Linked DNA regions of Homo sapiens: region 2 is linked to region 1. Evidence: read pairs that join two places in POLR2A ChIA-PET (ENCODE). Cell type or tissue: MCF 10A. All regions are shown on one strand.

Region 1 (2,500 bases):
TTAATTTATTTAATTTATCTAATTAAATAAACTTTAACTTTAGACTTTGTTATCTGAGGTATGCATGTTAAAACTCCTAAGTAGCCACTTGAAAATATGATTTTGAAACTTTCAAACTTGTAGGTATTAGATGGATTGAGAAAATATTTCAATCACTCTAAAAGAAAGCAAGGAAAGTAAGAAAAAGAAACACAGAAAGGTGGGGCAAATAGTACAAAATAAAATGGAAGAAAGATGATAGGACCCCTGGCGAAGGGAGTGGAGGGTAAGGGGGCAATGTTGGACTCAGCTGAGTAAGGGGAGAGTAGCGGAAGGGCTACAGATGCATACAATCATGGTGTGTCAGCCCACCCCCATTAATCTTCAAGAGCCTCCCACCAATGCATTCCTCAGATATACAATTTAAGAAAAGCATAGTACTTGCTATAAAAATGCAGAAAACAAGTGCTCTAGGTACTCCCCACCCCACTCCCAAAACATACCACTCATTCCAACCAGGGTTCTTGTGAATATTAAATGCTATCATCTAATTTGCAAGTGCATAGATAGAAGGTGCTCTGGACATGTTAGTGGAAATTCCATTGGGTTTCCCCTGAACTACAAGACAGAGCTCAGCCAACTGTAGGGATTCATCAAAAATGTAACAGGCTTGGTATCAGATGCAATGAAAGAAAAATGTCAACATGCCACACTGCCTGGAGACACAGAAGGGACAAGAGAACAGGAGCTAGCAGTTTAAAAACTCTCAGCATGCCATGGCCATTACACAACCAACCTGCCAAGGAGGTATCTCTGAGCTATGAGTGAGCTCCCCACTATCTCATAGCAAGCAGGGGCTGGGGCTCCCATCAGTAGGGGAGAGGAAGGTAACTAAGTCAATGCTTTCAGAAGCTCCTTCCTCTCTAGTTCAGGGAACAGGACTCACTTTTGAGCCAGATGGTGGCAGGTGACCCAATCTCCCGCAAGGACAACCAAGAATTGCTGGCACAGGTGCAGGTCGGGGCAGGTAATCAAATTAACAGAGCTCAGGTTACAGTAATACCATCCTGTGGGTTCTGCCCCTGCCCTTTGGCAGCTCAGGTGATTAGCACTCAGGCTTAGGATGAATTTCAAAAATGCGAAGGCTTGCTAAGTACCTTTGTCTCCCTGTTTGGTCTCCCACCCTGCCCTGGGAACAGCTCTGTTTTTGTGGTCAGGAAACACTGCCTGGCCCTCAGGCTTGGTGGTAGAAGCTGAGCACCTTTAGAAAAAGAGCTGTGCTCAGAACCTTGTTTGCTCTGACAAACTGCTTAATTGTATTAAGCAGTTGTTTTCACTTAACATCCTGTTAAGCAGGAGGAGTGGGGCTGTTTTGGCGACCTGGGTCAGAACCACACCAGCAGAATGACTCTGGGGCCAGAAATTAGAAAACAGTGGATGGAGGAGTGAGTGGATAGAAGAGTGAGTGGGAGGTAAGGAATGTGAACAGTGGTAAGTATTGCAGGATCTGGCCAGCAGCCCGCAATGCAATGGGGCTCTCTTTGTTCCCAGGTGATTGGCAGGTGGAGAAATAATAGACACACACAAAATAGTGAAAGCTGGGTCCAGGGGAGTCACCGCCTTCTGGTCCCTTGGTGCCACCAATGCACTGGATATACCAGCATTTATTATTAAGTTTAGTGAGGGTGGGGGTAGGTTAGTGAGGGATTTAGGGTCATTTGATTATGAGGTGAGATGGTCACATGGGGATGAAGTAATTTTTTAACATAACATCTGTATGCAGAAGTACATTATACAGAGATAAGAATTTACAATATAGTGTGTGCATCAGTAATTTCTAGCAGAGCCTTAAAACAGAAACACAGGCTTTCCATAACCTATGATTAGCAAGATATTAATCAGCAGTAACAGTTGCAGCAAAAGCTGGTTACAAACAATCCATAGAAACAGGACGTCAAGCTAGACAACCGGTTAGACCAGAAATTCTCAGAAGGGAGTATGCCTTAACCCTAAAGAGGCCTAGAAGAGCCGTGGCAAGATGAGGGCATTTATAGCCCTATCTTATCCATATGGACAGGCGCCCCTCATGCGTCCATTTATACGCTCTCCACCAGGGTGGCATTCCATTCCCAGAGCTATGAACATCTGCTTTTCTGGGATAGGAGTCTTGGTGATGTGAAACCTCCCTGACTGCACGTCCATTCATAGGCTCTCTGCAGGGGGAAGCACATCACGCACTGTTGGCTCATTCTGGCAGTCCAAGCTGGCATTGTCTTTACACAATCCTGCATGCAATTTTGTATTTACAATAATCAGGAGCATTTCATCTTTTATTCCGTAGCAATAGTTTCAGGGGGTCTCCCTACAGGTAAGGAATGTGAGTAGGAGGTAAGGAATGTGAACATCAACAACAAACTCTTCTGAGTATGGCTGTGAAGGGGAGTAACAGAGGAGCATCAAGGGTCCAGGGAAGGCTTCCCTACTTTAAAAATGGAGAGACCTGAGCATTTTTACATGCCAA
Region 2 (2,500 bases), 570 kb before region 1:
GCGCCTGTAATCCCAGCGACTCGGGAGGCTAAGGCAGGAGAATCGCCTGAACCTGGGAGATGGAGGTTGCGGTGAGCCAAGATCGCGCCATGACACTTCAGCGTGGGCAACAAGAGTGGAACTCCGTCTCAAAAAAAAAAAATCAACAACAAAAAAACCCCACAAGGCAATAGATGACAAAGTCAAATTCAAATTCAGCATGTATGACTTTAAAATGTGCATTTCTATACAACACTGACTCCATGAAAAGTTCCATACTCACAAAAATCCCGTCAAAATATGTTATGTTACAGACCAGAAGACTGATCTCAGAAAGATGTATAGCAAGAGCTATCCTTAAAACCCACCCTTACCCATAGATGTTTATCATTGAGTACATTAGGTCTTTTCACATACATTCAGTACCTGCATACTATTCCCAGGGTATATCTATGTTCCTAGCACCCTTTGTAGGGGATTAGGAAATAAGCTTTGTCACCATTCATCAATCCTATTTATCATAATTGCCTCTTAGAGATAGATATCTGTTCCCATACTTTCATTTTCCCAGACTTGACTACTCCCCTTTGCTGCCTATGTTATATTCATGTTTCAGAATTCAGCTTGAGCCTGGGCAATCTAGTGAGACCCTGTCTTTAGAAAAAATTAGAAAAATTAGACAGATGTGATCCCAGCTACTCAGGAAGCTGAGGCAGGAGGATTGCTTGAGCCCGGGAGGTTGAGGCTGCAGTGAGCAGTGATCATGCCACTCCAGCGTGGATGACAGAGTGAGACCTTGTCTCAAAAAAAAAAAGAAAAGAAAAAAAGTTGGGCATGGTGGCTCATGTCTGTAATCCCAGTACTTTAGGAGGCCAAGGCAGGAGGATCACTTGAGCTCAGGTGTTCAAGACAAGCCTGGGCAAGATGGTGAGACCCCATCTCTTTTGAAAAATTGATTGATTGAGACAGAATCTGGCTCTGTCGCCCAGACTGGAGTATAGTGGCACGATCTCGGCTCACTGCAACCTCCGCCCCCTGGGTTCAAGCAATTCTCCTGCCTCAGCTTCCTAAGTAGCTGAGATTACAGGCACACGCCGTTGCACTCCAGCCTGGGCAACAAGAGCGAAACTCCGTCTCAAAAAAAAAAAAAAAAAAAACAACCTCCCAAGACTGGGTTAGGTGTACCTCTTTTGTGCTTCTACCCTCCCCCATCACGTCCCTTGTTATTTCTGTTGTAGGCCTATGTTGTTATGGGTATCTCCACACTAGATTTAGAGCTCTATGAAGGAAGGGACTCTGTCTGATTACTCTTTGTACAGCATTGAACTAAGAGCATGACCGTGTGTTATTGTTACATGATTCACTCTCTTAAGCAAGCAGGTGCATGCTTTGTCTTCAGGCCTTCATAGCTGTCTATTATATTGTAATCTATTTCCTGGAGTGATGCTTAGTACATTGCATAACCTGATACTTAATAGAGTTTCTAAAATGAAGGTCCCTGCTACTCAGATTTGCTTGGTTATTGTTGTGAGGCTTTATCAAAGGACCTGTTCTCAAAGATTCTGAACATTAGTTCAGGGAAACATAGTATTTTTTTTTTTTTTTTGGAGACACAGTCTCGCTCTGTCACCTAGGCTGGAATACAATGGCACAATCTCGGCTCACTGTAACCTCCGTCTCCCGGGTTCAAACAATTCTCCTGCCTCAGCCTCCCCAGTAGCTGGGGCTACAGGTCACACCACCACACCCAGCTAATTTTTTGTGTTTTAGTAGAGATGGGGTTTTACCATGTTGGCCAGGCTGGTCCCAAACTCCTGACTTCAGGTGATCCGCCCACCTCGGCCTCCCAGTGCTGGGATTACAGGTGTGAGCCACCACGTCTGGCCCACATCACATCACTTTGGGAGGCCGAGGTGGGTGGATCACCTGAGGTCAGGAGTTCGAGACCAGCCTGGCCAACATGGTGAAACCCCATCTCTACTAAAAATACAAACATTAACTGGCAGTGGTGGTACACACCTGTAATCTCAGCCACTTGGGAGGCTGAGGCAGGAGAATCGCTTGAACCCGGGAGGTGGAGGTTGCAGTGAGATGAGATCATGCCACTGCACTCTAGCCTGGGTGACAAAGTGAGACTCCATCTCTGAGCCACCACGCCCAGCCCATCTCAAAAAAAAAAAAATGTGATGTGACAAATCTGGCAGCAGACAATATGACTGCTCTCCTGGGAGTGACTTTGTCAGCTGAGCTTAGCTTCATACTGCAGAACTGCAGGCAGACCAGTGAAGGGAGACTGACTGTCTTTAGCTGAATTTACAGCATCTTTGCTAACTTTACAAGCTTAGGTAGGTTGGTTATACCTGCAATTTCTTTGTCTGCAAAATCAGGATGATGGTACATTAGCTCAGTTTAGCAAATACTTTTAGAGAATTTACCAGTATGTGATATTTGATCATTGTATTCATTCCAAATAATCCAAACTTTAAAAAATAAGTAAAATAAGTCAACATGACTTGAGACA

What was found. ChIA-PET counts read pairs that join two places held together with the same protein. Peaks named below come from ENCODE experiments on the same cell type or tissue, not always from the same donor. Only the 100,000 strongest peaks of a DNase experiment are listed, where the experiment ranks them.
Region 2: POLR2A ChIA-PET joins it to region 1 with 5 read pairs; 1 of 35 experiments calls an interaction of 5 or more read pairs at or near these places.

The regions. Positions count from the first base shown.
Region 1 is chr1:46,756,358-46,758,857 of GRCh38, reverse strand. No RefSeq gene overlaps it. Among named protein-coding and RNA genes, the nearest start is that of EFCAB14, 38 kb to the right of the region's middle. In MCF 10A, no CTCF peak of the experiment used is centred here; DNase peaks (open chromatin) are centred at 1,057 and 1,457.
Region 2 is chr1:47,324,594-47,327,093 of GRCh38, reverse strand. No RefSeq gene overlaps it. Among named protein-coding and RNA genes, the nearest start is that of CMPK1, 7.9 kb to the left of the region's middle. In MCF 10A, no CTCF peak of the experiment used is centred here; a DNase peak (open chromatin) is centred at 1,373.